3 separate regions of the Homo sapiens genome follow, and all the other regions are linked to region 3. The links are chromatin loops, found by intact Hi-C in ENCODE. Cell type or tissue: heart left ventricle. All regions are shown on one strand. Links, peaks and the distances in the headings refer to the core of each region. The heading gives the core; the rest is flanking DNA. Region 1 overlaps NFIA (nuclear factor I A). Region 2 overlaps NFIA (nuclear factor I A). Region 3 overlaps NFIA (nuclear factor I A).

Evidence for each region. Peaks named below come from ENCODE experiments on the same cell type or tissue, not always from the same donor. Only the 100,000 strongest peaks of a DNase experiment are listed, where the experiment ranks them.
Region 1: a loop joins it to region 3, with 1.8 times the contacts of the local background. A loop is called at or near these places in 13 of 110 quality-filtered maps.
Region 2: a loop joins it to region 3, with 2.4 times the contacts of the local background. A loop is called at or near these places in 4 of 110 quality-filtered maps.

The regions. Positions count from the first base shown.
Region 1 is chr1:61,240,427-61,251,359 of GRCh38, forward strand. The region is part of intron 2 of NFIA (nuclear factor I A); the gene reads left to right. NFIA-AS1 (NFIA antisense RNA 1) reads right to left here. Exons shown (of 4, transcript NR_104180.1): 2 at 10,859-10,933; 3 at 9,522-9,555; 4 at 8,519-8,683. Among named protein-coding and RNA genes, the nearest start is that of NFIA-AS1, 7.6 kb to the right of the region's middle. RefSeq lists a silencer at 6,958-7,166 and an enhancer at 9,791-10,292. In heart left ventricle, for the core only: no CTCF peak of the experiment used is centred there; no DNase peak of the experiment used is centred there; H3K4me3 peaks cover 988 bases; H3K27ac peaks cover 2,587 bases.
Region 2 is chr1:61,431,129-61,442,061 of GRCh38, forward strand. All of the region lies in intron 10 of NFIA (nuclear factor I A), which reads left to right. Among named protein-coding and RNA genes, the nearest start is that of NFIA-AS1, 180 kb to the left of the region's middle. RefSeq lists an enhancer at 5,463-5,964. In heart left ventricle, for the core only: a CTCF peak has its summit at 5,030; no DNase peak of the experiment used is centred there; H3K27ac peaks cover 2,767 bases.
Region 3 is chr1:61,180,175-61,191,107 of GRCh38, forward strand. All of the region lies in intron 2 of NFIA (nuclear factor I A), which reads left to right. Among named protein-coding and RNA genes, the nearest start is that of NFIA-AS1, 68 kb to the right of the region's middle. In heart left ventricle, for the core only: no CTCF peak of the experiment used is centred there; DNase peaks (open chromatin) are centred at 3,427 and 4,127; H3K4me3 peaks cover 1,863 bases; H3K27ac peaks cover 5,387 bases.

The DNA.
Region 1 (10,933 bases), core at 867-8,866, 60 kb after region 3:
TAGGCTTTATCACCGTATTTATGATTTAACTATAAGAGTAGGTTCACAGGCTAGCTCATTTAGACTTTTTTTTCCACAAACCGTACACAATGGGGTCTTTTTTTTAATCGTAAATATTCCCCCCATACTGACATGATATTAAATATTGATAATATTGAAGAGAAGATACTGAAGTATACATGAAAGTGTTATTTATTTCAGTATGGACAAAAAATATTTTCAAATTACTAGATTGTAATTTTCTTTTTTCATATGTTATAAAATTATCACCCACTGTCATTTTGGTTAATTCAGTTTTCTACAAAACTATATAGGTCTGGTAATGATGCCAGAGTCACACCAGTGCAAAATTGTCATTTGTATTTCAGGTTTGTAGACATCGAGAAATATTTTCAAGGACAGAACTTATTTTTTATTGAGTTAGAAATGTTGAAACGTAAGGGAAAAGAGTGAAGTTGAATATGACCACTTTGTCAGAAAACTGTATACGTAACTCTTGATTTTGGAAAAATCAGCACCTGCAAATTTTGTCTTTTGGGGTTTGTTTTTTTTTTTTTAGTCCAGTTCATAAGATTACATGTTTTTGGTTTATAATTTCTTTACCTAAGGAGAGTTTTGTGCTGCATGACTCCTTAAGAGAGTTTCCATGAGCTCATAAAACATGAAGTGGGACAGTCTGAAATATTGTGATCGTTTTCTAGAATTATACCTGATGGAATGTGATGACAGCACCTCTCCCTTCTATTTTATATGTTGAATTTGAAAGTGCTTGGGAATGTGTTGATGTCAATCGTGGCTGTGTTTTTGGCCATCTTTCTTTCCTTATACCTTCCACTTTCCTACTAACTGGTGCCCCTCTGACATTGTTTCTTAAGAGCTTGTCTGTTAAAGGGTTAAAGAATTAGATTTTTAAGCTGCTTTCGTGCAATGTATTTAAGTTAAGGAAATTGGGATATCATTACCTCAGTGAGGATGTTGTAAATTGTTTTGTTGGCAAGATTTATTGGGGGTTATTTTACCTGATATCACATTGTATTGTTTAATGTGGACTATTTTTAACTAGCGTTCTATTTAAACAGTGTCAGTGAATTCTGAGAGCTTGCCAAACAAATTCTCAAAATGGTTGCCAAGCTGTAAGATGGCTGCCAAGGTCTGAGCACATTGAACAGGTTCAAAATGGTGACCAACTTCTCAGAATCTGTTGGTCAGATTCCCCCACTGCCAACCCCCTCCCCCCACACAACTACCACCCAAAAAGGAAGGAAAAAAACCACAAACCCGAAGATGCAAGACTTGGCACCATCTCCTTGGCACGAGTGGCTGTAGTGTCATCCAGAGATTCAAGTAGTCACCACGTACTACTTGTTTCACATGCTTGGCAGAAGACTATTCAGGGGAATACATGAGGTGAAAAACCACTGTAAAATAACATGGTCATTTTCTTTACCTTATCTAATATGCACAAAATAATTCTTTAGAAAGGGGAAAAGCCTAGACAAGGCAATACTTTCAAAGAGCTTTCTAAATGAGATCGAAGAGCGTTAACTAAGACTTCGGGCTGTGCCTTTTTGTACTGCTTGCCTGAAGTGGCACAAACTTTATATACAACAGGTTTAAGATTTATTTTAGTTTTGCATTTGTTTACTTAAGTTTATAGCAATTGCTTTCTGGCAGTTGTGGTACTTAGCAGATTGAAATAAAATCATAAGGGTGAATTAAAACATACTGCTGTTAGTGCTGATTAGAATTTTAGCTTAGTGTAAATACCGGATGCAGGGTCCAACTTTTCAGACACTTGGCATGAGCTCAATAGGGATCTCCAGGCTACACAGGAGACAGTGTGTGTGCTTGGATGCTTTTAAAATTCTTGGATAGGTGGAGCATACTACTTCTGCTGGCATGTTGGTTCATTGTGCTGGCTGCATAATGTGCTTGGATTCCAAGGTAGATAGAAGAAGCTGAGGAAATGGTAATAAGGGAAGATAGTTTGAACTTAAAAAACAAAGCCTGGAAAAAAGAATTTTATTTGAACCCTCTGCAGTTTGTACTCTGTGATATGGTTAATTATATAAATAACCAGTACTAAACTAAGTTGAAAATGGCAGGATTTGTGGTAGTTTGAAGAATGACCTAGAAGTGAATTTGTTTCCACAAGTTGTTGAAATTTTTCTGTGTGATCCTTTAAAAAATAGACAGATAAATTAACTTCTCCAGGCAGTTAGTTTAGTCAGTGAATTCCTTAAATAGATCTTCTGTTTAATATCAGCAATGGACTAGGTTTTATATTCTGATTGAGACCTGCATTCCTAAAGATAGTTTTTAGGTGATAAAACATTTTATTTAATGCTTAAGTAGCTGTTAAAAAAGGCTGGTTGTCATGAAGGTACTGGCGTTTTGTTTTTATCTCAATTGGTAGTGGAATCAGCTAGGGATAATACTATAGAGCGATATAGTTTATATAGCTTGAGTTTTGAAAAATCTATAGCTTTAGGATTTGTTCAGTCATGGAGCCCTTAGGTGGTGTGTACATTTTGTATATTCTCTATCACAAGGGGTAGTCAAGAAATGTGACTTTTCGGTCCTTTTTTTAATGATTTTCTCCTGCCATTTAGGCAACAATGTTAGTAGCCATCAAAGCTTCTCGTATGTTTATTTCTAGTCTTTTCTCACCTAGTAAGCAATTGTCAACCAAGGCCCAATCATTCAATAGGTAAAACCAAATGTTATTGACAGAGCTGAAATCTGAACTCTGTATCCTTCAGCGTAGAAGATCAATGTTCATTAAGATGCTTCAGTTCTGGAAATTTCAACATAAAGCTATGGAGGCATTTAGAGGTTAGCAGGGCAAATGTGTGATATGCAAGGTGTGTAGCAGATCCCTTCTTACATATTTCCAGAGTATATTTGTAATGTTACATGTTACAAATGTAAAATAGTTTAATTAAAAGTCTTTCTTGCCAATTCTTACATATTGTACTGTAAGTTAGTGACAAGGAACTCAAATAAAACCTTTCTTTTTAAATTAGAAAACCAAGAGTCCACACCTCATTACAGTAAATCATAGTGCATTTTAAATCTTCAGATTAAGAATGTGTAATACTGATTATTACTTGTCAATTTTGTTGTTTTTTTTCTATTACATATTCATTGATGATTTATTCAGATGACTAACGTTGTTGTAGCTGAGGCAAAAATTAAATCATTTTAAAATATGTCATTTTTACTTATTCGTAACAAGTTATGAGTATGTAAGCAAGTAGAATTTTTTCAAATTGCCTGAAGCATGACAAAATTCTAGATTTATAGTATAAAATGCCAATCAGGCAGTGTTTACGTAGGTAGAATAAGGCATATTTTTGCAAATTCCCACATCACCATTCTTGCTTATATGAAAAAGCATAGTACTTTTTAGTATTTTGAGAGAAACTTTATTCATTTTGCTGTTGTAGACACAGTCCGTGTTTTAAATTAGTGAACTGCAGAAATCTTTTCTTTAGGAAATTTTTTCTATTAGTCCTTCCAAAGTGAGTATTTTACTTTAAAAGAGTTGTTTGTGTTTTAAATTTATGTGGTGGTATATTTAGCATTTTACCCTTTTCTACGTAGCATACACGTGTAATTAGTACATGGGGTGTATGTGTATGCTGGTGTCTACCCAAGTATGTATTGAAATATAAAATTTACTTTCTATATAGTAGCTTTCTGCATAGGGCAACCCAAACAGCTGTTATTCCTTTTTATAGCTTCTTTAATCTATGTGCCAACAAGTCAGTTTACAAAATCTGTTTTGTTGATGACTGCTGCGATAATAATTGTGGTGTTTTGTGGCTTGGCAAAAGGCTGGGGTCTCCTCTGAGGACTCTTGCCAAAGGCTTTGAAGGGGTTGAGGTGGATTCACTGCCAAAATGAGTCACCACTCTCTATTTTATTTAGTGTCCTTCTGCCAAGGCCTTAGACACTGTCTGTTTTCATTCTTTTGTAGGCTTTCCTCCCCACATTGTGGTTTTCTTCACAGCCAGAGGCCTGGGTCTGCCAGGATAGGTGAGAGAGGCTGTGTGTAGGGAAACTGAAGGGCTAGGGGTTTAGCTGTTGTATACCTTGAATGTATATGTGAGTTAAATTATATGGTTATAAGTTACAAATGATGGACTTAAATAATCTAGTACCTTGTGGTCACCTGGGTTTGGGTCAGACATTCTCAGAAGAGTATTATTTACTTTTAAGTAGGATTCAAATAATGTGACAGTGTTTTCATAATTGGTATTGATTATTTAAAAACCCTAGATTATTTGTGAGTTCTGGCTAGAGGCCTAAATCTTGAATTTTTCCTCAAACAAAAGAGTATCATCCTCCTCCTTTTAAATGGCATAATAATTTACTTCACATAAATGCGTTTTCTACGTACACACCTAATAGACTTCAGGGAATTATGCTAAAATTTTATTTCTACCTGTCTAGATTTAAATTGTCAACCATTAAGTAGACTGAGCAATATGAATTGCTGGTCTGTTCCCTGAGATATATTTGAGATTTAAACATTTTTTTCTTCATTAAATACTTTCAGTAGATTGAAATAAATGGAACTAAATGTCCTCTTGCTAGGTTTGTCCAACTCAAACATGTATTATGTATAGAAAAATGGCTGGGATGAATTTGAGTCTTCAAAATATAAGCAGAAATGGCATTTCATGCATTAGTATGAGGAGGACATACTTGGGTTTTTGCTAACTTTCAACCTATAAAATTTAGATGGGTTTTTCTTAACTAAAAGCTATGACACCATCCTGAAATCTTGTAGATTATGTATGCAGAATTAAATTGAGGGGCATGGTTTTTGTTTTGTAAGTATTCATTCATTGTGTTAACTCTTTAAACATCGTATACACAGGAAAACTTCATTATAACATCCCCTGAAAACATTTCCATAAATATAAAGTAAATTTTCAAAGTTCAAAGTCCTAACTATAGGCAACAAAATGTTTTCCATATATTATGGTCGAAGCTTTTGTTCTTCAGGGGAAAAAATGTTATAAAAATGATTTTAACACTTTGTTCACAAAATAAATTCTATTAATAATTGATTATTATTTTTCATAAATCTTTCAGTTAGAAAACATAATTACGTAGGTAAAGAGTGAGATAATATTAGGATAAATACTGATCTCATTATATTCTACAAAGGTCAGTGGTTAGTATCCACTAAGTTAATATATGAAAGTCCTTTGTAAACTGTTAAATATATAGATATCAAGACATTTAGGTTTTTATTTTTGTTTTTTTTAAAACTTTGGATTATCACATTCTCCTCTCTGTGTATCTACTTCATGGTTTTCATTTAAAATAGCAAAAATAAGAAAATAGAAACAGTTACTAAAAACTTGTAGTCATTCTGTGATATAAATTCATTTGGAATTTAAATACTTAGAGCTCACGGCAAGAGTCCAAGACAGAAATTCTTTTGGATGATCTATAAACCACTCAATCCCTGGTTAATGCTCAAACCATGTGAAAAGTTCCAGGTGAAATTCACTATGAGCCTTGTCTGAACCCCATAAACTGAGGGAAGTCCTATAAACCCTATATGAACCCCAAAGAATCAAAATAACTAAATCCGGCACATAATTAAAAACCACTATTTTCTAGTGGCTGCTTTATGTGTCCACAGTTTGAAGACAAGCTTTGCATATGGAAGTGAACTATTTTATTTCGAAGATATGAATCATAAGCTACTTAGTATTTAAATATAGTTATCCTGTTGTGAAGATCTAATAATAATGCTGTTTAAAAAGAGGAACTGGAACTCCTTTACAAGTATTACCATTTCCAGGATCTCTCGGAAAGTTGCCAAGACATAAATATAGTTGTAGTAATGATTGTTGTTTTAGGAGTGGAATTAACAGTAGATATGTTCATCAACGTTATTTTGAAAAAGTAACGTTATCTTGGATTTGTACTAACCTTTATGCCGTATACTTAAAATGCAACTCTTGATAATCATTTACTATGACAGTGTGGGTTGATAGAAGCTAGGTATTATGGTTCTCTTTAGGCAGAAAGAGAAACAGAACCCCTGCATGACTTCAGATGCAGTATATTAATCTTTTGGGGGCATCAGTTTCCTCTTCTGAAAAATGAAGGGATTAGACTAAAACAATGTCTCAGATTCCTTCCAACTCTTAAAAAAAAAATCTGGAAGCAACTATCTTTGCGTTATTGTCCATAATATCCCCTTCAAAGGTGGGATGACTGATTTATGGAGGACACATTGTAAATCACTAGGCTAATATCTCTTATTAATTATTGCAATCAGAAGTATAATCATTGTTAACGTGTACCGAGTACTTACTCCTAGACATCACCTGCTGGGCTCCTGATGTGAAATTGGCTCACTGGTTCGTCTGTAGTTCTTTATTAGTAGCCTTAGTATCTTAGCATATTAGTGATTTTATTAAGTTGACTAAGCATTGTATGACTTTTTACAGGCCAGTGTCTTGGATGCTCAAGAATCCTGAACTCATTCCCTTTACCTGTAAATGTTGACCGTGAACCAAAATGAGCTCTGTCAGTCTCTTAACCATTTTACTTTTTTGACCGTTTGTCTCATGATAAGTTTTGTAAGCATTAAGTAATTTTCATACATCATCTGTTTTTGCATTCATTCTTCCAGCCATCTGCCATGTACTTGGCTTTTGGGCACTGGGAAGAGCTAGATGGGGTAGAAATGCATCTTCTCTTAAAAGGAGCTTACAACTCCCAAAGTTACAACTCTATCACAAAAAGAGTGTCAAGACACAACCCAAGTTCATCACCTGAATGCCATTGATAAGGATTTCCAGATGGACAAAACATTAAGCTGACACCAAGTGAAACGTGTACTTCACAGACTTTCATGTTTCATTTCGTGATATGCAGTGGCACTCTGAAGAACTGGGCTTTCAGAATGTATGTGTTTGGTCCGGTTCTTCGTATAGGGAGCAGTATCTTTGGAACAGTCACAGCATACACCACACCACACTAGGTTCTATCTGTGGCAGGGTCAGCTCATTAAAGCTACTTTCTGGGTCCTCGTTAATGTCATGCAGGCCTTGTGACAGGTGTTACAGCTCCCCACCTGGCACGGTCCATTGGGGGTGTGCTGTAATTGCTCTTGATGCCACACTTAATGGGTGGGGGAAGAAAGTAGCATTATGTGTGAGGGGAGGTGAGAGGGATGCCCTCGGGCCGTTGCTGACATCTGGTCACCACTCCTGTTTTGCTGGCTTGTCTGTTTGGTGCCTACAAATATTGGGCCTTTGAGTTGAGTTTGCTGCCACCATTGGGTTCCTTGCAGCCATCATTATTTCACAGCTGGGCCATGGTTTTAACTTGGAAAAAGGGCATTCATCTCAGGGCCAGAAATGGTCTACTGCCAACATGATCCTGAGAACTTTCTTAGTTTAATAAATGAGAGAATAAGTATTCTCATGAGCTCCTGTATCAAGTGTTTCCTGGTTTTGAGCTTTTTTGTTTTTTGGTGAGAATGTTATCTTTCATTGTTATTTCTGAACCCTTAAAGGACTAAATTTCCTTTTCAAGAGTTTCAAGTAGTTCTTGTACATGTGTGCGGTGATAAGCAAACATTAGTCTGAGAAAGTTCTGAAAAATCTAATTGAGCCAGCATTTACCAAGCCCTTCTATGTCAGCTACTGAACTAGGTGCAGGGAAAAAAATAAAGGTCCTCAACTAGCTCACCCTCAACTAGCTGTCCCTCCAGCTAGAGAACCAAACCTCTGCATAATTAACCATAATAATGGGCAGATAGATTCAAGGGAGAATGCAGTAAAATATGTAATATCATGAGTGCAGTTTTTATCTGTGTGCACAATTACGCAAGCCTTTTAACTAAAAGGCTTCGGTGAGATGGATTTCGTAAAAATGCACAGAACTTCCTGAAGCACAAATTAGACAGTTCCCTAATATTAAAACACAGCCCTGAGAGGTAGGGTTTCAGGCTTTCTGGAACCCCCAAACTTGAATTGGTCCACAGAACTAAATTAGAAGTAACAACCTTTCCTTATGATGTGTGATTTCTCAAATGGTGGCATCTTCCCAGAGCTGTGTGTTCTTTTGTTTGGAGCACAGCTGCTTCCTATTGTTAAGTTGCACCGGAGAGCTCTGAGACAATTAATGAAGGGGATTTAAATGTTATTTAAAGGTAATCCCAAAACGTTTCTTTGTGAAAGATGCCCCTTACTGCAGTCCCAACTTAAATACCAACTTAAATAAGAAACTTCCACTCTAGGCATGCTCAATAAATATTCAGTGACCATTTCTGGTTTCTGGGGCATAACTAAAACTAAATAACTAAAAAATTGCCAATTAAATCTTCCCCAGCCCCAATTCCACATAACGCCTATGCACAACCACTTCTGAATGCTCATGGAGAAATAGCATTAAGGCTCTGATCTGACCTCAGTAATTTTACAAATGTAAAGGTAGCATCTCATGGTCCCTGTAGGGATATATTATTAGAAGAACATGCATACAATTTTGTTTTAATTGATTCTCACTCTTAAGTATGCAACCAATCTGTGTATATCTCCTTTTAATTATTTATCTGAGTTGTGAGAGAAAAGTAGGTAATTATTTGGTGATCCATTCAAATGTCTTGAAAGGAAGGCATCCAACTTTTATGACATACATCCTGAAAGACATAAAACAATACATTTTTATTTTATAATTTCATCAGTATCAAGTGTAGTGTAAACTATTTTAAAACAATTTATAAAAGGTGCTTACATACTTACTGATTGAAAAAATGGCCACAAGAATTAAGTTTATGGAATTGAAAAAATTTAGACCACAACAACATGGTAAACATTGATTTTTTTCAGAAGGAAATAATTTCTACAAATCAAAAACTTTACTAACCAGATGTTATAGTTAGGACAAACAATGAAATAATCTTACTGTAAGAAAAATAATTCAGCCAACACGTTTTTTAAGTGTCTTCTTTACGCTTAACATGGGTATTTGCTATTAGATGGGGGAGGTGGAAGGAATGTATCAAAAATGAATAATGGCCAGATGCGGTGGCTCACGCCTATAATCCAAGCACTTTCAGAGGCCAAGGCAGGTGGATCCCAGCACTTTCGGAGGCCGAGGCGGGTAGATCACTTGAGGTCAGGAGTTTGACACTAGCCTGGCCTCAAACTCTGGTGAAACCCCATCTCTACTAAAAATACAAAAATTAGCTGGGCGCGGTGGCAGTCGCCGGTAGTCCCAGTTGCTCAGGAGGCTGAGGCACAAGAATTGCTTGAACCCGGGAGGCGGAGGTTGCAGTGAGCCAGTGAGCCAAGATCATGCCACAGCATTCCAGCCTAGGCAACAGAGTGAGACTTGATCTCAAAAAAAAGAAAAAAAGAATAATATTCGTTACCATGTTCCTGCTGACAGTTTGAGTACACAAGATACACTGTGACATAGTGAATTCAAGGAAGCAAACATGGTATGGGTTGGAATAATCATGGATGGATACTTACTGCAAGAGGCAGAAAAACACATGCAGTTCCTTTTCTAGGAAAATATTGGTAAATTATGCTTGGTTAGTAAAAGTGCACAGAAAGCATATGGAAGTTTCAAATCTATTTTCCATAAATTTTTCCCCAAAGTATTTCTGAGATGCTGGGTGCAAGGTACGGTTCATTGTCCTAGTCCTCTATGCTGAAAATGATCATTTTAATTGGATTGCTTCTTTGGAAACAAGACAAAGCGTACATTGCTAAAAGCTTCTGGAGGCCATTTTCAATATTTGTAATAATATAAGTGCTAGAAATGTGCTTTCATTTATATTCAAAGGCAATAATGCCTTCTGTAAGCATGGCGTCTCTGTAAGACTTTTATAATGTCTACTTAAATGCAAGCAGACAAAATTAGTTTTCACTTTAGATTGGAAGACCTTTCTCCATTGCAACTTTTTGGCCTCTCTTTTTGTTCTGCTCCCCAAGAGCAATGTAAATGTTGCTCTTTGTTTTGCTAAAAGAGGAATGTTTATTTTTACAAGTACCATGCCACTTCCATATGATCTACATGGTATGTGTCATGAATATAATTTCTGTATGATTGGCCAAATTTTTCACTTTTAATTAAGATGACCAGACAAAAATTTGAATTGTAAGAAAATTATGGGCCAATTTAGTGCCTGTTGAAATGTACACTGGATATTGAAATGTTCTACAGAGCATAATGAATGAAAGTAAAAAGGCTCTATCTCTTTTCTGAAGCCTACTTGAAAATTTTGCTTTCATAACATGACATTGAAAAAGATACTATAAAAATATTTATTAAAATCATAGCTCGAGTTTTTTCTTAGAAGTAAGAAATTATGTTTAATATCAAGGACTTTACTACAGGATAACATGATTGTGTTTCACATAGAAAAACTTTGTTGAAAAATCAGTGTGGAGTTGAGTTCATCTGGGCCCTAGCTGAAACTAATTTTACTTTTGGATATTCCATAAACTGCATACATCTCTTTCTTACTGTTTTGTTTTTCTATGTATGAGAAATCCATAGACACAGAAAAAAGATGGAGAGCCTTCATTTCTCTTATTTTCACTTTTGTCCCATCCCTCTGTGCTTGTTCTTTGTTTAAATAAACTTTTGTTGTATGTCTTTCACACATCATCACTCTCTGCTTCAAAGGCTTCTTTTAATAACTTAGCCCTGGCTCACTTTTCTTTTGCATATGAAATTGATTTAACTAAAGTGTATGTGTGTGTTTGTGTGCGCATATGCCTACATACACATGCATCCGTACAAATAAAAATTTCACTGGAAAGGGAACTCCGTGATCTCTTTACTACGTACATACACACACCTTGTCGAAGTGGGAAAACTTAAGTTTGGAGTTAATTTGGTTTTGAGTTCCAGCTTTTTCTCTTAGTGCTGTCTG
Region 2 (10,933 bases), core at 1,498-9,497, 250 kb after region 3:
CCATTGTTTCAAATAGCAGAAAGCCAATGGCCATTTCAATTGCATCCCATAACTTAATCTGATCCCTGAAAATGAGAACCATTAAGAGGAGGCGTTTACTTAAAGAAAAAAAAGTTAATATTTCATCATCAGGTAGTAAATAGAAATACCAGTTTCCACACAAGGGGACTGAGCAAAGAACTCATTTTGATACAGGTTCTAGTTTAATCAAAAGGTTTAAATAAAATGCTTAATCTACAGAACTCCAATGAGGACTAATTCTTTAAAATGAAAAATGGGTGCAAACAATATTAAAAACAGGCATTTCCTCCTTACCACCCAAATCTATCACTGTTTTGCATCAACAGTATCATGGTACCCAAAATGCTATTTAAAACCAAATTACCATTTGGACTATTAGAAGAATCACTTGGCATGGCATGGGCCTGATTTGTTGACAAAAAGGCACAGGTGCTATAACCTTTGCTTAATAAATCATTTAGCTGCCTGACTTGCAAGCAGTGTGATTGCCTTTGCCTCATGAAATTTACAAATGTATGCACAAGCCACACACTTCACTGTGCTGGAAGCTGGCTGATCTGGAGAGGTCCCTGCATAGCCAAATTATGGGCATGACACCCGTTGTCTGCCTCTGGTGGGGGTGCACCCAGAATGGGAGAGGTGGAGATCATGGAGAGCATTTTGAGCTGTTGCCATTCCGTGTGTCATATTCCTGAAGCTCTACCTGAGAAACCAAAGCTTAGACCATCTGTGGAACTCTTCATAAGTTCCTTTCTTCAGTCATTTAGTGTTTACTTAATTGCTTAATAGAGCCTCAACACCTACAAAGTACAGGGAATAAAAACTCTCCTCGAGTTGTTCAAAGTCTAGCAGAGGAAACAAATGTGAAGAAATAATGGTAATGACAACACCAACATCAAAACAGTGTAATCGCAGTACTATAAAGATTTGTCTAAGAGGCTTTAAGACAACAGAGTTGGGTATAGGAACTTTCCAAAGAGTGGAAGCAGCAGAAGAGGCTGGATAGTTTTTCTGTCCTTGTCCTTGTCTAGCTTGGGCCTAATGATATGGTTCTTGTACACTTTTCCCTATTTTTTTTTTTTTTTTTGCCAATCAGATGGTAGATCGTGTTCTAACCCATCCCAATAAGAGACATGTTCAGTTCTGTCTTCCCTGGACCAGATAAAATTAGACTCCTTTACTGCTGCACAAGGCTCAGCCAGAAACCCCTTCACCCCTCATTTCCAAGAAACACCTCCTCCTGGTGGTACATCCTCACTTGCCCACCCAAGCTCACTTGAGATTGCATTTCAGTTAGCTGACGCCATTCCCGGGCTCCTGCCCACCCTGACAGGAGCTGCCTGAGTGTAGAAGGTTAGTTACCACACAGAAGTTCAAGGAGCAGCTGGAGAGTTACAAAGACAAGAAACTCAGATTTCCTTAGAGGGAAAAATATATATGTGTGTATATATATATATATATACACACACACACACGTACACACATATATATACACATATATATACATATATATACAGAGATATATATACACATGTATATATCCCACCCTGCAACCCTACCTCATCTTCTAATTAGAAGTGGATTTGAGCATTTCAGTTTCAAGCCCTCACAGCTGCAAACTCCCAAGATTAGAGAGGAATGGCAGATAAAATTCCACTTTCTCCTGACTTTGAGCCAAGTTAAAAGTCTTATTGGCCAAATGAATATTCTACAGCACCCGTGCATGCTAGGTTCTGTGCCTACACTCGCTGCAGTACTCGAGAGCCCTCTAAGGTGCTACATCTCCATTTTACAGATGAGGAAACCGAAGTTTCAGAAGAGTACATTTGTCCCATGGTAATTGAAGTAGCTGAGATTTGAACCAGTCTCCAGAACTTCTGTTTTTCACAAATACTTATCTGCATCCCCAGTTGTTTGTAGTGATAGGTTACTGACCATTTTCTCTTTAAAAGAGTCTAAGATTGACTCACACTCTTATATCAAGGAATCAGAAGCCTTGAAGTTAGTCCCAGTGCTCCCTGGCTCCAGTGGGACTGTGCTGAACTTCGTTCTTCTGAAGATCTGCCCCGGTCTCCTGTTAGTTCATGTCTCTGTAAAACCAAGACTGAATTCATTCTCTCATCCTGCCTGGGAAGAAGACCTTTACTAATGATATTAGTCTGCATCTGTGGGAACAGCTAGCCTTTGTCCAGAGACCAGATAGCAGAGCAGCTAAGATAACTCCTTTATTTTCAGATTTTAGTTGAAGCTTTATTCCATCACTTAGAAGCATTCTGTGTGTTTTATTTTTGTTGTTGTTGGTTTCTTTTTTTTTTCACAGTAATTCAATTTATCTAGCCTAGTTTTTTAACTGTAAAATAGTGAAAATAGTGAGAAATAAATATGTGTGTGTATATATACTCACACACACACACACACCCTTATGGTTTTGGGTCTTAAATTCTGTTAGTGTAAAAAAAGTGTTTAACACCTAATGAATACCTAACAAATGATAGCTTTCATTGTTTGGTTAATAACTAAACTCTTATTTTCTGGATTACAAAGTATTTTCTCATTTGATTATAAGAGTTACACTTTGAAGTAGGCAGAGCTATTGTTATTATTGTTATCCCCACTGTATAGGTTAAAAAAAACTGAGGTTTAAAGAGGGGAAGTGACTTTCCCAGAACCACATATCCAGAGGTCAGTAGAGTCAGGACACAAACCCACTTCTGATTCCACGTGTCCTATGAAGGAAGGACTTGTGTATAAGCCATTCAGCACCTGCTGCTCTATGGTCAGAACCTACTTACCAAAAGCAACCGTCTAGCAAATTAGGAAGCCTCCTACTACCCACTGCAAAATCCTAACCCTGTAGGTTGTTCCACTGAGCATCAACCTTACAGGTGCCCAAAAGCCTGTTTAAATTGGGCACAGCTATTCTTCCCTTGTACAGGCAGCAGTCTAAGTGTACCATTGCTTCTCTTACGCTAAATTGTGCCTGAGAAGGGCCTTCCCAAGGGGAGACAATGTCTCTGAGAGTGGTAAGGACTGGCAGGAAGTGAATGCACCCCTCAGAATCTAAAGGGAAAGGAGGTACCTAAATCGAGGTGGTGCCTGGTCATTTTTTCTCGTATGTTCTCAGCTCCAGTAGCAGGTGTTGAATAGTAAGCAACACCTCGCAGAGATGAGTTACTCATGCAATCTGCTTCCCCTCCCTCCATACTACTGTGGGCAGGAGTGAATCGTCCCAGCTTCCCCAGCTCCCACACCAACCTGTAAGTTCTTGACACATTCTCTTCACATACACTTGGCGGCTGACTCACTGACAGGCTATGAGACACTCTTAAAATAAATTTTTCAATAAACAGAGTCTTTGTCTTTCAAGTTTTAATTTGGCAGCATGTCGTAGACATCCTTGGCCACAAACTTCACTTCTGGACAAAGTTCGAGCCATTAATTCTAGATACTGGTCACCTTTTCTCTCAGTTCCTGTTCTTCCTGTCACCTTTGCTCCACAAAGATTTGGGGGATCTTCTTAGTTGAAACAAATTGATGATTATTGTAATAATTAAGGTCTCTGCCATAGTATCTGGCACACAATAGGTGCTCAGTAAATATTGCTTCTCTTCTTGCTTCCTTTTTTTTAATATTAAAGTGAGAACAGTGGCAATAGAGAAGGGGAAGGTAAAAAAGAGATTTCACAGGAAATTTTACATTGTATGGGAGAGGAAGGGAATAGACCAAAAATCTGCTATCCATTAAATTAGCACTTGGAACTGTGGGAAAAGGGGGACAGAAAATGATGTCAGGAAAAGGGTTGGAAAAAGGAGTTGTGAGTTGGTGGACAGAACTGACAGGAACTAGATCAAAAGTTGATGATAGCCATGCATGGAACTTAGAAAACCATAGTGCCAAGTGCAGAAATGCCATCAACATTTCTAGCTTTTAGGTGGGTCTCCATAACAATGCTTCTGATCAGTGACATTCCAGGGTACTAAGGGAAATGTACTGGGTACTCACCAGGTTTCTCTGGGGGAACAGGAGGAAAAGTCATGATTCAAGGAGTAGGACAGACCTGTTCTGACATCCTGGCTGTGCCATTTATCTCAGTGATCTTGTGTATCTTACCCTTTAAAATTCAGCTTCCTCATCTGTGAAATGAAGGCAATAATAGTATCTACCTCATAGAAGAAACCCCAATTAAGTGTGGTTTAAGCCAGTCAGGATTATTTTCCTCCCGTAACAAGAAATCTGTGAGTGAGTGGTTGTTGGCATTGTTTCAGCGCTGCACGAGGCCAACAGGAACCCATGCCGTTCCTAACATTCTGCTCTGTCTTCCTCAGTATGCTGCCTCTTCAGCCTCATGCTTAGAGCCTCTGACGGCAAGATGGCTGCTGCAGCTCCAAATAGCATAGTCATATCATACCTTATTTTTCCTCTAATATCAGGGAAAAGGCCCTGCTATTCCTCCTGTGCACCCTGCTAGCAAATTTCTTTGTAGGTCTCATTGGCTAAATCTGGGTCACATTTTAATCTCTAGCTGCAAAGGATGCTGAGAAAACCAGCAGAAGATTATCTTGATTGGCTCAAATCATGACCGTCACCTAGGACCAGTCACATTTGCCTCTCTAAGCAAAATTGTCCCAAGGAAGAAGGCGCAATAGGTAGTGGATAGACTGTTAATAGGATCTGCCATATTCTTTTTTCCTATTCCCTGATAGGTTTCATGCACTTTTCAACTCCAGTAGTTGCACTTGACCCTCTTGTCTCTGAATGCTTGGCTTATTATTCTGCCTTTCCTCCACACACTCCCTATGTGTTTAGGAGATGTAGATGCTATGTGCGTGACTGTGCAGAGGTCATTTCTTTTCAGCCTCTGTTTGAGGTCCAGGATTTGGGCAGAAGTCCTGGCGTTTTGTGCAGACCTGCTCCCATGGGGCTGGGTCACCGTGTGCTGGTTAAACATGGACTCTGAAAAGGCTGAGTTGGAGGATATGTGCCTTTGTGGTTGCAGGGGAGCTCTGTGAAACAGTGCCCCCTGGGTGCCCTCCAGAGTGCTTACCAAACAGGCAGCAATAGGTTCTGGGTTTCTCTTTTATGACTTGGAACCAGATGCTTCCTTTGCAAAGGAAAAGAGCCTGGTTTTGCAGAGCTTGAGTCAACACAAGTTCAGAGAACAGGAAAATGAGTTGACTGGCCCTGCTGCATGAACTTTGAGGAGAGAACTCAATACAGGTGGTGTTCTCGCTGTCCACAAAGTCCTTGCTTGTGAAAATCCTATGCCCAAGAAATTGGCCTTACCGAATATTTCTACACTCTAAATAATGACTGTTCACATGAGGAAAGGATTCAGCATTAGGAATCCTTTTGGACCTAGGCTTTCCCAGGGCTTCTAATGAGTCTAAGGCCTTGAAAGTTCCACTGACACACACAGTTTCAAGCCCAGAGCTTGCTGTCTAATGTGAGATCCATCGAAGATCTCACGTGAGGTCTCAGTGATTCTTCCTGCCACTTTTCTCACACCCACCTGCTTACCTTCCTGTTTGTTTATTGAGGACTTAGGCACATTCTTTGATCTGTGCCCTGTCTTTTTGGGATATAGCCTTTCTATTGAGTCTGTTCATTGAGTTACATTCCACAGCACACACCTCCCCCAAAATATTTGCATGAGAATTTTTCTTAAGGTCTCACATTGCTTCCTTTACAGCAGAGATGAAATAACTTAGCACTTCTAATTGGCTTTTCACTTTCCAAACGCTTTACACATTTAACTAATGAGTCACATGAGCTTGTGATAAGCCGGATCCCTTGTCTTGGAGCAGGGACACTGGGTTAGGACAGGCTGTTCTGGCCCTGTGTTTCTCACCCTCAACACCCTCCTTCCTCAGAGTCTGAATGTGTTGAGATAATGGGGATGCCACCAGGCACAGTTGTTCTCAGCACAGGGCAACCTCGGACCCTCACAGTGCTGCCTTAATAATGTGGGAAGCACCCTTTGCTGCCCTCCAGGGCTGGACTATGCTGCATATCTCCTGTTGCCTTGACTAGTGAAGGGAAGCATAAGGCCAGCCCTCATGACATACAGCTTCTGCCCCTCTCAAGCGCAGTCTTCCTTCCATTGGTCCCTGGCAGTGTGTCTGTGCATATATGGGGAAGGAGTGGTACTAGGGGGATAGAAGAATAACATAGTAGGTCTAATAAGGGAACTGACCATAGGAGGGACCTATGGTCTTGGTACACAGAGAAACCCTGGACTAGGAGTTTTTCTACATCTTGGTACACAGAGAAACCCTGGACTAGGAGTCAAAATACCTGGATTCCTAGCTCATCTCTCCCACCCGCCAGCTGCATGATTGATCTTAGAGAGGAGAAAGAAGCCAGAATTTATTGAGCACCTACTATGTTCCTGGCACCATACTAAGCTGGAAGGGAGGCTAAAGATGTACATTATTCAATCCCTGCCGTACATAGCTCACAGAAAGAAAAGTAAATAAACTAAGATGTGATCGATGAAGTAATTGAAATAGGTATAATCCATACAGAAGAGTCAGTAACTAACTCTGGGGAGAAGCATGGAGCTCATGGAAGATATGCCAGAGGAGAAGACACATGAGTGGTTTTGAAGGAGACAGATATACTTGGTGGGGAGAACATTCCAGACCAGGCAGGAGGAACAGTGCATGCAAAGGAACAGCAGTGTGTGTCTGAAGAACCCTATTCTGTTTGGTGTATCTGTCAGTTTACAGTAGACGGCAGAAACATTAGATCAGAGTCTAGTCGTGAATAAATACATACCTTTTTCCAAGGGTAGTAAAGCACTTGGACTTTATTCTGTGGGAGATGGGAAGCAGGTGATGGGCACAGTGGGATCTCTATATGTGAAGAAACCTCTGCCTTGCTTGGTTCAATCCTCCTGAGATACAGGATTTTATAGGCAATAGTAGCATTGAGACCTGTGGTCATGAGGTACCTTCCTCTTCTGGGCAGCATAATGTAGTGGAAAAAATAGAAGCTTTGGAGGGAGACAGACCTGAGTTTGATCTCAGTATGTGACCTTGGAATAATTTTTAGCCTTTCTGACCCTCAGATGTCACATCTATAAAATTATAAATGAATGCCTGCATTCCACTTAGAGTTATGTAAAGACTCAGTCTAGTTAGGATGAAAAGCCCTCAGCACCCTGCCCAGCCAGTGTGTGGTGCTGCCTTTTCAGCCCTCAGGAGGGAACCTCTGTGAGCACTGGAGGCAGGGTGCTGCTCATTTATCTTTAGGACAAGGGGCCTGTGACCACAAAGAAGAAACAGAAATGGTAATATGATGAGCACCCCGGAGGTAATCTGGTAATGTTCTCCCTGAGCTAAATCTCTTCTCACCGCATCCTCCCGTGTCCATTTTCCTTAAGTTGTGCCATTAATTCTCTCATTACCCAGTGGAATGATATTTATGTATTAAGATCATACTTAGCATACTCCCAAGGAGCAAGTTAAAGTTCAACTAACGTCGCCAGTTTCTCGTTGTAAGGATAAATACACTGAGGAATCCATACGGAGAGCTTCTGTGTGTCTTATAATTTCATATTAAAAAAAGATTAAATTTTATACTGGATAAGAGAGGGAAGGAAAAAAAAATCCCAGTGCAAAAACAAGTTGTGAACCTAGGAGCACAGTTTCTGAATGTTTATTTTGTCAGATACACAGCTGACATGATTAGTTCTAATGGGGTGGTGATCCTCATTGAATTGCAGATTGGTATGAGTGACTGAAATACCGCAGGGACTTAAATAAGTGGTGCATATGGTATTACTTAGGCTGCATCCTTTAGCCAAGGTGAAGGCTTCGTTTTCTGTCCATTCCTAACATGCATGCAGACACACACACACACACACACACACACACACACACACACACACCTGCTACATATGCGTCCATCTAGTCCAGAAGCTCCACACTGAACATCAATTACCTATCTAGAGTAAGGCTGGCTGGCCTTTACTTCCTTCCCTTTGCCCTGTGTTACCTGAGTGCACCCCCAAGCCCCCACACTCTCCAGTGTAGATAATGGTGTATCAGATTAGTCTGCCTTGCTGCTGCATCAAGACCCAGATCAATTTATTGACTCTGCCAGAGTGGCTGGTACAGTAATTGTTACAAGAGAAGAATAGAAAGTGAGAACGTGTACACATGAAAAATAAAAATGACGTTTTGTTCTCTCCTGCCCCCTCCCCCGCCTTTTTTTTCCTCATAGATCTTTATGTGTTTACACAGCAGAGAGCACTTTACTTAAGTTAATCAGCTCCTTCTACATTATTAATTGTGACAGGGTGCCACATGACAGGACGAGTATTATGGGAAACATTGATCTCACTCCGATGGTGTGGACCTGAGCAGGTTTGGTATTCCTCTCCCTATCTCGCTGCTTTGGGGTCCCATCAAATCACATTTCCCTGATTGACAACACGGAATGCCTCCCATCAATACGATTGATTTTGTGAAAAGGACAAGGAACATTTTTCAACTGGAGAGAGATGAATTGTGGTTATGGGAAAGAGAGCATCTCAGAAATCTTTCAGGTTAGAAGCCTAAATTGGGAACTAAGGTATTCTTGTCATCCCAAACACAAGCATAATTTGTACCCCCTGAAAAATGGTATTAGGAGAAACTTATTACAAGTGAAAAATAGACTTAGTGGAGGCCAGCAATGAACCTGAGGACATAATGGCTGTTTTTAAAAGGCCACCTGCTAATTTTTTTGTGAGGAATTTTTGGTTAAGTGCACATCTTTGAAAGACATTTCATTAAAGTTCAGCTTTCATGGCTTATACCTGTAGACCCTAACATAAATCCTGTGTGAACGGACAAAACTGAGTGGGTGTCATTTGTGACCTGGAAATAAAAGGTCAACCATTGAATTTATAGCTTTTTTAGTGAAAAGAACATAAAGATTCCTGCCAACTGGAGTCAATCCATATTTTAATGTTTCCTAGTTAAGATTATAAAATCAAGGGATTAGGATCGTGCTGCTCAATGAAGGTCAAAAATTAAATGTGATGGGCTAAGTGTCATTCCCATGGGGCAGAAGTTAATATTTCAAAAACCATTTCTACCACTGGCAGTCAAGAAATGAATTGTCCATGATCATTAACCAAGTTAAGGGGAATCCCACTATCATTACTAAATTTAATGATGATTATTATACTAATCAACTATATTATTAAATTACTCTGCTGTTCTGTAATGTCCCCAAACAGTAATAGTGAATTGATTGCTACCAAGTAATTCTCATATACAGTTGAGAACAAGTTGAGATGCAGGATCATGGATGAAGGCCTCCTTTTGAAGAAAGAAGTTGTGGCTATTTTATGGATAACAGTGATAACGTAGAACGTTCTTTTAAGATGAAGAGTGAGTGGCACTACAGACCTGTTATTAACTATAATTCATTAGTACATGTTTTTTAAGTACAAAAAAAGAACACGTATTTCTCTTTATTGTGTTTTTTTTTCTCTTTCAGATTTTTGTATCCTCCTCCCGATGCTTTTTTTTTTCTTTTCTTTTCTTTGGGAAAAAGAACATCTATTTTGCCAGATTCCTTTTTCCACAAATTTTTAGAGCTCTGGATACTGTCTACTTTGGATTTTTATGAAGAGGGAAGAAAGGATATTTAAATGTCTTTATATGATGACTCAGACACATGTGCCCTGTACCATTTTCAAATCCATTTTAAGATGCCAGTATTTTTCAAAAGTTTTAGAAATTTCCTTAAAGCTGGTAATTTCCTTAAAGATTATCTACTCCAGACTCCCATCATTTTTCAGATACAACTTTAAGAATATTTTGGAATAAAGTTCATATCATTTTAATAAAGTAGCACCTCCAAATAAGAGGGGCCAAAGCCTGGGGAACTGAAACAACTTGCAAGGCCCCAAAGCTAATCAGAGACAGAGCAGGACTGAAATGCAGGGACCTGTTATGAGTGAAGGAAGGGACTAATGGTTTAATATGTGGCTTAGAAAATGGGTGCATGGTTTCCATTTTACAAAGGTGTTTTATAAAAGCCCAATATCATTAGACTGACTCAAACGCATTGCAATTCCAAGGAACAAATGCATGTAATTCAGAAGTTCACTTTGCAGGATTTACTTTCATAGACTGCCGTGCAGGGGTGTGTGTGTGTGTGTGTGTGTGTGTGTGTGTGTGTGTGTGTCTGTCTGTCTGTCTGTCTGTGTAACCTGTGCTTCCGTCTATGCTCCTGGACAGCTTTTTTTTGCATATTTTCCTATCTTCTGATCTTCACAGTGCAGACAAAGGTCAAAATTCCCATCTACCTTCACAGGCAAACACTTTAAAGTGCTTCTACATGAGGCAGGTTGTAGGGAGGACCTTTGATTTAAAGTTCAGCATTTACATTTGTAATTTTGACTAATTTCTGTGCTAGCATTAATTAAATTGAAATTATTTAATTAGAATAAAACTGAAATTGATCATTAGGATTAATTTAACCTGATAGACTTTGTGTGCCTTTCTAGACAAATATTATGAAATATAGTGATAATGAAGTAGTGAGAGGTATAATTTCACATCTTATAATGATTTTAGTATCCAGTTGTTCTCTCTGATATCTAGATAGTGCTGAATATTGCTCTTTGTTACATCATTACCATTTAGCTAGGGCCATGCTGTATCTCTTATTTGGCCTCTTCCCAAACATTTTTTTCCTGTCTTGAAGTCTGAAGATGTACCAAACTCCCTTCACACCACCCCCCTGTTAACGTCATTGTTCCCTTTCCCCCACCCCCACCGTCTTCCAGGAAGGCGGTTTGCTTGGCTCATCCCTTGGGTCTTGCATTGCAGTGACCTTTGTAAGCCAAGAACTGCCGGATGAAACTCATTATGGAATTCGCTAATGCTCCTCAGCCCTGGGGTCAATACTG
Region 3 (10,933 bases), core at 996-8,995:
CCCCACCCACCCCAGTTAGCCCCTGGCTTGAACTCCGTCACTCAAGAGGGAACATTAAAAACCCCACACCTCTGACTCATACTTTGATTTTGTGGCCTAAAGAGGCAAAGACGCCGTAAGGAGCTTTTAGGGGCCATCACTATGGAGCCTCTTTATTGCCCAGCAAAAGCCTTAAATGATAATGGGAAACCTCACTATTGATTGGCTGACTCTTAATTCTTCCTCTTTGGGTTTTGAAGTAGAAGTGATGGTCCAGAATATTTATATTACTCATTGGATATATTAAATTAAACATACAAAAGTCCTACAGCCATTTAAGATGGGGTTGCAGCACTGGTGAATACGACTTTATTACCAAGAGAGAAGAGTAGCTTTTAGTTGTGGCTTAGCTGGAATATATTGATGATAAGAATGGCTCAGCAGACAGAAGTCTTGGGACTCTCAAAAAGGCTCCAAGTGTGCTTTCTTTTAAAAAAGTTATTTAGGCCCATCCTTTATAAACACCCAAGTAGATGGTCTGATGGGGTCATGGTAACAAAGATTCAGCTTCTATCTAGGTGGATGGTAAGACCCGCTAACATCTTGGCAAACCGTGTTATTGGGCCATTAAGGACCAGTGCTTGAATTCTGGGGCTGAAAATTCAACGTATTCCCTTATAAGAAAATGTCTGCTCATGATAAGAAGTCACACAAAGTACAACCTCACTATAGTACAGGATTTAGAATCTTTATTTCTCCATCTCATCTTAAACCCATTGGAAGTTAGCATGGATTAGAGGGTCGGTTGACTCTTCTCAATGACGGGGCTGGCATATAAGAGCTAAAATTTTTATTATTGAGTTACTACTCAAGGTTTTAAAAGATTTTGACCCCTGGAAAAAAATACAGTGCTTGAGGCAGTGAAATAGTTAATATGACTGCCTCCCTTACAGGTTTCCCCAGATATGCTTACTTGCTGTACAATGGATAATTGTTAGCTCTTGTTGTGCAGATGCTGTTGCAGATGGAGTCCTGTACCTGCATGCATAGCAAATGAATTAGACTGGCAATCCCCTTTATAAAGCATAAATATGTAATTTGTTCAGCTGTTGTAATTAAATATGTATGTGTGAAACAGCCACCATTCAGGTCATTAATGATGCGCCATGCCAAATTAGAGCTTACAGACAGTAATGTACATTGTTGTGCAATGAGGGAATTGCAAATAACATGGCTAAGCCTTTCCTAGTAAAGGGATGCATTCAGCAGCTTTAAAAAGAATATTTACATTTGTAACATAATTTTTATTTAGAAGGTACATTTTTGTTCATTGTGAAAGTCTGTAAGATGGAATTACTTTCATCTCCACTTTAGTTTTATTATTGTTTTAACATTTTATCATACAAATGCAACAGACTTTATTAAACATGCTGCTTGGTGATAAGTGTTAAGTATCTACTTACATATAAAACAGCAGTTACCCCTGGTTTTCTACATGGCTGTGATAGAACTGATGTATCATAGCACTGTGGAATGTCTTGATAATTTCATTGCATTAAAAAAACCACCTCATAATATTTCAACTCTATTCCCTACTGATACATAAAGAAATTCCTGTGATAGTAAATAGTATTTTTATTTCCATAGAAATTGGGCTGAGAAAAATGCAGTTATCAAAATATAAACAAATAAAAGTGGTAAATGTGCCTCTTGTGCTTTAATTCCCAATGAATTACTTGTGAATCCAAGGAATTTCCTAAGAAAAGTGTCATATATGGGTCAGAATGGTTGCTTTTTAAAATTTAAGACTCAAAGTTTGTTAAGTGAATGCACTTGGGAAAATTATTGCTTTGTCCTTTTTCTCCTTGGTTTTAGGTTACAGTCTTTGAAAATACTTGAAGCTGAAATTTAAATATATAAAAACTATTTTTACTTTAAATTCTTTCTGTATTTGTATTTTGGTTGCCTGCAGTCTATTTTTAACATACATGTTGTTTTGACGGTTCATACTGTGACTACATGAGCTAACCATCTTGACCTTTCTGTCCACCAGGGCAGCAGGAGGAAGCATCTTAGAGTTAATTCTGTCTTGTTCACAGCTGGGAACAGAACATTCCTCTGTGATCCCCTTGCACATGATTCACTGGGATCTCTTGGAAGCTGGACTTGATACTATAAGTCCTAGGCTTCTAAGGTCGAACACAGATCAAACTTAGTGGCATGTTTGGTTAAGAGTTAGATTAGACAAAACCAATGAAGTTGTTAAAAGTTTCAGAAACAATTGAAAATGAAATTGATGCATGATTTTAGCTTTGCAACAAATTCAACTTTAGAAATATCCTTAAGCCTAAGATTAATCAAGATTCAGGACCTTGAAGAATTTTCAAAGTTAGAACTGTAATTTGTGTAGGGACGTAAAATCTTTATTTTCAACAAACAGCAAATGTTTCCGTTAAACAAATGTGTATTTTATTTGAAACAGATGAAATCATAACAGTTTGGCTTGCTTTACCTAAGTTATTGTTCCATAATATCAAAAAAATTACTTAAAATAAGTTCTTCTCTTCATATTCCCCGAAGTTTTTGTCCAGTTTTCTGTATAGCTTTTTGGTTCAGCCAAAAAGAGACATTTCATTTGCAGCATTAGGGAAAAGTTTAATTATTGTTTATGAAGATAGAAATGTTATATGAATGACAGTGATTTAAAAATATTATTACTTATGATTGTAGTCAACCTTTTCCCCGAATATTGAAAACCATGAAAAGGCTTTGCCCTGACAGCTACATGCTTAGCATTAACTATACTTGCAAGTTTTCCAAAAAGATTTTTTTCAAGACCTGTTTTCATTTACTTCCTTTATCCTAATTAGAGATCGTAATCTTTTGATGGGCAGCTTCTCTTATTTCTACCTGTTTCAGTACTATAGTACTGGTAAAATGGCACAGTGTATATTTTGGTTCTTGGAGGGAGACTTGGGAGGATCCATTACTTTAAAATATTTTGTTGCAGCCACCTATCAGAGGTTTCTTTTAATTTCTTTTACTGCAGGAATTTCAGAGATGCTTAAATTATAGAATTATGGACTACAGAATTATAGAATACCTAGGGATGGGAATTGGGAGGTTTGTAGGAGGCGTGCACGTCAGAAGGTGGGAGCCATGCAGAAAGGTCACAGGTCTTATCTAGGTAGTTTCAAGGAGCAAATGCTTGTTTTGCAGTAGTGGTGGCAGGGTGGTTTGGCTCATTCAAGCCCCTTGCTCTGGAGGAACACCGATAAACCATCAGGATGTCTTTTCGTCTTGCGTTAACTGTGGCAAGGCTGTGCATTAAAGAACATAACCATCACTAAAAGGGTGGGAACACCCCAGCGACCAGTGGCCAGTGGCCAGGTGCTTTATGGTAACACCACAGACATGCCTGGCCAATCAGATGTGATCTTTTGCTGGCACTTGCTCCTTTGGCCCCCACTGCAGTAAACACTTTCCCTTGGATGTTGGTTTTCTGTTGTGTCTGGCAGCCACACAGGGCTGCTTGAACTTTAGCCAGAGGCAAATATTTATACATCAGAGTGTGCAGTGTTCAACTGGTCAGGCCTGAGAGGGAGAGGGAGAGACCTCCGTGCCTTTTAGCCAAAGAGGATATGTCCTTTTTTTCCCCTTCCCTTTCCACCGTGACATGGTAAAGTGGGACCATACTGGATGTCATTTGAGCTTGCTGCATGTGCTTCTCTCCAAAACGTACACGTGCGCAAACTTGGGATGTGCTTTCAAAAGAGAGGACGTCCTGACATTTCTGCCTGCTCCTTTAATTCCTCTTGGAAAGTTTACGGTTAATATTTTCCCTGGAACATTGTCAAGCTTTTGACAGTGCCTGAGTGTATGCCGAACTGTGAAATTGAGCCGGAGAAGCAAGTTGTGAGAAATCTGTTTCTACTCAGATCCGTAAGGTTTATGGGGGGGGGAAAAAAAACCAAAAAAAAAAAAAAAAACCCAAAAAAACAAAACAAAACAAAAAACAAAAAACTTCAGAGGGGAAACTGAGAATGGGACTCGGCTTGCTTCTCCTGGTGTGGGTTCAGGCCGCCATTTTAAGGAGCCAGTGAAGGGCGACGTTCCGCTCCTTACATGGCGGCTGTATTTACTCGGCCGCAGCCAATCAGCCGGCAGTGCCAAGCCACGTGACATGCCACGAGGGCACGCACAGCCATTTCCTTGTTTCTAAAAAACTTGCTACCTCCACAGAGTACTTTACCTTGTTTTGCATGCCAAATGTTCTTGCTGAATGTGTCTAGCAGACTGGCATTTGTCCATAAAGTTATTTTAGTAGGTAAAAAGTCTCTGAGCACTTGAGCTTTGTGCATTCTTTATGTAAAATGGATTTCCCTTCTTGGCCAGAGGCCAAGGGTACAGCACACTCGCTGGGTGAGAAGAGAGCTTCTCTGCTGAGAAACTGGTGGACCGACACACTCTAATTTTTTGGCTTCTGACCAAACAAGCTAGAAGGATGCCAAAATTCAACAAAATAACACATTATTGTGTGATAGGAGCCGTGCTCCAAGAGAGCAGGAACTCAGAGGAACTTCATACTGGCCCCTTTTAAAAAAGCATTGTCACTTTGGGGAGCTTTCTTAGAGAAACGAGAGGAAAATGGTAAAATGCAACCTGGAGAGTAAGGTATAATTTGCACATGAACACGAAGGAAGGAACTGAAAGAAAACAGAGGAGTTTAAAGTTACTTCTATGAACTTTTCCCAGACATAACACACAGTTCTCTGACTTGACTTACATTCTTTTAACCCTGAAAGTTCCATCTCTGTGTCTGAGCAGAATGCTGGACTGCTTAACGTTAATATGAGAACTAATGTGAGATTTAAACACTTTTAAAAGGTTTTAATGTCTAAGGATAGCTGCAAATTCCAAATATGAAAATTTGGCAGGCTTTTGGGGGGTAACAGAAAACTTTTTAAACTTACATGCTTTATCTTTGCACCCTGACATGTGTTAAGTGAGTCAAATCTTCCTGTTAATTACTCTTGTGACATTAGCAAGTTATGTAAGCCCACTATACCTGTTTCCACATATGTATAATGAAGACGTTAAAGAAGATAGGTAGTAGTCTTCTGAGCCCTAAAGAAATTGAATTTGAATAAACAACTGGAATAAGTATAAAATGCATTTCTAGTTTTTATGTGGAAATTTGTCAATCAAAAGGAAAAAAAGGGGAATATCTCCAGTTGAAGCCACCATCATCCTTACCCAGACTACTTGGGTAATCCTGAGTATTCCCTCTTTTTCCATTCTTGTTCCTTCACACCATAGCCAGAGTGGTATTTCAAAGAAGTTAGTTAGTTTATATCACTCTTCTGCGTAAGAACCTCCAATGTTTTCTTATGCATCTAGAATAAAATCCAAACTTGTTGCATTGGCCTGCAAAGACACTGCATGATCTGTCTGGCTTCTGTATCTACCTTTCTAACCCCACTTTTTTTTTTTTTTTTTTTTTAACCGTGACTCCTTAGATGCTCCAGCCATACTGGTTTCCTTTCAGTTTTCAGAACCTGCCATCCCATTTGCTACTTGTCTGCTTAGAATGCATTTTTCCCAGCTCCTTTTGTGGCTGGCTTATTCTTACCTTTCAGTTCTTTCAGTTCGAATAATAGCCCTGTAAAAGAGTGTTCTGTCTAAAATTGTCCTTCCTGTTTATATTTTCCATAATACTAATAACAGTCTGAAATGCTCTTGTTAATTTATTTGATTACTCATTTTATTTATTTATCTTTTGCACTATGATGTCAGTCCCACAAGGATGCAAACTACGTTTACTACCTTCTTTTCTACCTTTTGCACTTTTCCTAATCACATTGGGAATAAAATGTTGGGCAAGTTAGAATACTCCAAAATATTTCATTTACCTTAAATTTTACTCAATCCTACATTTTATTACCTATACTCATAAGAATTGTATTATAAAATACATTGTTAAACGAATGTTTTCAGTGCTCCATTGAGAGTCGGTGGAGCACACTGGTTGGGAGAAGACAGAGCTGTGAGCCATCCGTCTGCCTGTGCTTGAGTCTTGGCTCTGCCATTGACTAGTTGTATGAACTGCCGCAGGTGGTTCAGCCACTCAGAACCTCTGTAAAAGTGAGATGTAAAAACACTTTCTACATCATAGGATTATTGTGAAGATTAAATGTGATATGTTGTAAAATTCTGGTCACACAAGTATTAACTTACTGTTATTTTTGCTGCCACTGCTATTAATTAATGGCAGTGTGGCGGCTCAGTACTAGGCAATGGGCGTGCAACTGTGATGAGAAACGCTTCTGTCCATTAAATCGTTCAGTCAGTGGAAGAGACATGTATGTAAATAGGTAAGTTACCTACCATACATTGTGCCAAGACCTCTCACATTATGTGAACAGAATATTAAAGAATTATAAAAGAGGGAGCAATTGCCTCTGTTAAGTAGACAGCAAAGATGCCTTATAGGAAGTAGCATTTGAGACAGATTAAGTTTCTTTTTAGGTAAAAATATGTCCCCTAGAGATAATAATAAAATAATAGCAACGGATACCTATGTACTTCTTTTACTAATGCACCAGAGTCTGTTTTACATATATTCTCTCATTTAATCCTTACAGCAACCTTATGAAACAGTACTGTTATCACCTTGATTTTACAGAGAAGGAAAGTGAGCCAAAGAGAGGTTATGTGGCATGCCCAAGGTCATATAACTATTAAATGTCAGTGCTGGGATCTCGTACATTTTCACTCTTAGGACATCTGTGCTATCCCTGCTTAGTCACTTTGGCATCCCAGTGGTGCTGTACTTTTGCTTTCATAATACATGGAAGCCCTGGAAGGATTCAGTAAAGAGCCAGTTTCACCCTGTTAGCCCTTGTTGCTTTATTTGTAAAATGTCAACTGTAAAAGTATGCACCTACCTTATAGGGTGATTATGAGAATTAAATGAGATAATTCAGGTAAAGTGCTTAGCATATTGCTTGGCATATGGTAAGCATTTAACAAATGTTCCCCGTAACTACTACTACGACTGCTATTATTATTATTATGCCATATTGAAATGAGATCTGTGATCCCTTGTGACCTGCCCGAGCCCCCCTTCTCATGTTAGCATCCATGCTGGTATATCCACTTCCAAAGAGAACAAGTTCCCAGCAGTTGAAATGGCATCCTACCCAGGTTGCTAGCACCATCCCTCAGCTGCTTCTCCAACTGCCATAACTGCCTTAGTCATTTAAAAATTACTCTTCTCGTTTTATATTTCAACTCAGAAATCGATGCATCTGTGAGGCAGTTTGTTTTCCTGGGGAAGTGTAAGGAGCGGTGGTGGTGGCATGGAGATGCGCTCCGTTTAGACTCAATATTGCCACCCACTCCCTCTGCAGTGTCAGAGAACAGTCTCAGAAAGATCTGTTCCTTTCTTTCTAGACTCAGTACCACAGACTGGCCTATCCTCTGCAACTTTGCTTAGCAGCAGGAGTAGAGAAGTATTGATTGCCCACAACTTGCCTTTAAGTCTTGTTTCTGTGGTGCAGGATTTTTAAAAAGCATTTAATGTTTTCCCTGCCTTGAAGACTTCAGAACCGTATAAATGCCACTGTTTAAAGTCCTGTCCCTGCTGAAAACCAGGGCAGGTCTCATCACAGCCCCATCTCCATTTTCCTTTTGTTGAAGTGGGTCTGTGTGAGAGCGGGCTGTGCCCTCCTTCTCCACAGGGTGGGGAAAAGGCAGCCCTGTAGTAAGGAGGTTGAATAGCCTCGCTCACTTTGCCTCCTGCTTGAGGTGGACTCCGTGTTCCCAGAGATGTTGGGCCTGGTTTAGCCAGTTGTTAAACTGAAGCAGGGTTAGCTTACCCTTGAAGTGTTTTTGTTTGTTTGTTTTTGTTGAGACAGAGTCTCGCTCTGTCACCCAGGCTGGAGTGTAGTGGTGCGATCTCGGCTCACTGCACCCTCCGCCTCCCGGGTTCAAGTGATTCTCCTGCCTCAGCCCCGGAGTAACTGGGACCACAGGTGCGCGCCCCCACGCCAGCTAATTTTTGTATTTTTGGTAGAGATGGGATTTCGCTGTGTTGGCCAGCCTGGTAGTTTTCTTACATGACCATCTTTAGATTTCAGAGAAGGAAGAACATGATCCCAGAAAGCACACAGAGTTACAACATAGCAATAGCCCCTCCGAGCTCAACAAAAACATCTATTGTGTCATGGGCTGCAAAGAAAGAGGTATGCTGGGAACCAATAACAAGATGCTAGGAATTTTTTTTTCTGTTCTATTTTAGCTTGAAAAACTTGTTTTCCCCATATGAGTTGTGCATTTACTCTTGGATCTTAAAAGAGGACAATTTATTAATCTGGGTTTAAATCCTGGCCCAGCCACTTGGATGCTGTTTGATTTTAGGCAAATTATTTGACTTTGTGCTATTGTGTCGTCATCGACATCATCATCATCGTCATCTTTTAGCTGAATTCTGTGACTCTTCTAGGGCATTTATGGTAGACAGAAATCTGTTCTTGTAATGTAGAAATCAGTCATTTAGTGTATCTGAAAATTCCCATCTTCAAAAACTAGGGCCAGATTTAGTCATTCTTTTACTCTTAACTGTTGCTACCAGGTCATACCTAATTTGTATTTTTCCAAGTTACGTATATTAAAGTCATACTAATTGGTGCCTGAGCAAGTTTTCAGATTCCTGTTTGTCCGATTCCATCTGGGTCAAATTACTTAGGTACAATAAGTGCTTCCTTGTCTGTAAAATAAGGATAGTAGTATCCATTTAATAGGCTTACTGTGAAAATGACACATGATTTATATAAAAAATGGCCAGTATGGTGTCTCTTAAAAATTGTGGGGCATTATGACCAGTCAGGCAAATAAGGGACCAAGGAGATAACTGTAATCAAATCAAAGTCCTGGTATCAGGAGGTATAGTAGGGTAACGGGTCAAGGAAAGGCATGGTCTTCTGTGGCCCAGAGAAAGCAGTGGTCTTGGCAGGTCGTGGGCTGGCAAGGTATGGAGGAGACAGATTCAGAAGCTAAGCAGACAAGGACAAGGAGCCCTGAAGATTAGAGTGTGGAGCTGGGGCCTGACCTTAGGGCAGTGACTCTTGCCCTTCTGCTTCTGTTCTGCTCTGCTTGGATTGCATATGGCTTCAGGCCCTGGAGTTACAGGTTTGGAGAGAGTGCTCTAGAGTGTGGTTAAAAGTCATTGGCTGGGTGCAGTGGCTCACGCCTGTAATCCCAGCACTTTGGGAGGCCGAGGTGGGCTGATCATGAGGTCAGGAGATCGAGACTATCCTGGCCAACATGGTGAAACCCCCTCTCTACTAAAATACAAAAAATTAGCTGGGCATGGTGGCGCGCAGCTGTAGTCCCAGCTACTCGGGAGGCTGAGGCAGGGGAATTGCTTGAAACTGGGAGGCGGAAGTTGCAGTGAGCCGAGATCGGGCCACTGCACTCCAGCCTGGGCGACAGAGCAAGACTCCATCTCAAAAAATAAAAATAAAAAAGGCTGCCATAGGTTGCGTCTCCAGCTTTCAAGTCAGTAGATCTATATCAGTAAGTTCACTGCTAGTGTTTTACTATGCAGACTCAGTTTGCCTATATTAAAAAGACTTCCTGTCTTCTTACATCCGAGGAGACTGGCTAAGCAGGAGGGCTAGGCGTGTTGAATCCTAGAAACTCACTGAATACTTACTGATGAATGGACTGGGTCTGGGTCACATCTTGGATCTGGGGAACTTTAGTTCACATTTACAGTCTTAGGATAAGGAATAATGTCACGTATTGCTTGTTCTTCTTACCGTGCTGTTTGATTTTAATAATGATATTTAGTGAATTTAATGAAATTAAATGTGATATTAAAGAATAATGATATTTTAATAGCATTGGTTGAGTGCTGCAATGTGGCACACAGGTAGCGTTGGAAGCCTCTCCATCAGTTACCTCATTTAATCCTCACACTACCTCTTTAGAGAGGTGGTACTATTTCCCCCCATGTTTTACTGACCAGGAAATTGGCACCAGGCAGGTGACACTAGAGGCCACGGTCTTAATGACCACACAACATGGTCTTCATCAGAATAGATTCCATCTCCATGATGCTTTGCACTAATTAATTCTTTCCGCAGCAGCACCATGAGGTTGGCGGTTCCTTTATTTGCCAGCTGTTTATTATTTCTGTGCTACCAACATTATGCCAGGCATGGATTGGAGTGTGGAATCATTCCTGGAAGCCAGGCCATGTTCCTGAGTTGTGCTGCTGTAAGAATTGGGATTTAAAGTTCCAAATGTGTGGCTTCCAGTATTTTCCTTCTAAAACAGACACACGTCTTATCCCATTTTTATGGTTACATCACAAGAATGATTCACATTTAATCAAACAAGTCAGGCAGAATGATAGCTAATCTATCTCAGGGTTTGTTGCAAATGTTATTTACACATATTGTGATATACCTGATTGTGTCTAGGCATCCACTGAAACAAACAAACAAATTTTATGACCTGTAGTTACACAGTTTCTAATTAGAATATGTGGGAAATCAGGGTCCAGGAATATGAGTTGAATAACATACATTCACTCTAGACCATATTTGGTTACCCTGGTACTTAAAATCTTAGTCACATGATTTAGACTTCTTGCAACACCAACTTCTTTTCTTCCTTTCTCCATGGCAGTCTTTGTATCATTTTTTTCTGCTGAGCACCAAACTCTTCTGGCAGTTTTTAAATTGAGGTTTGTAGTTTTAATGGTCTGGTACTATAAAAAGCCAACTTTGTGCCAAAATTTTTCCAAGACCAGACATGGGTTTTGACACCACAATAAATTAAAGATAAATAAAGAAACTGGCAGTGAAAATGAAGGATTTTTTTTTTTTTCAAGCAAGCAAGGGTAGCCTATTTGTAAATTTCAGGCATGTTTTCTTAGTACTTT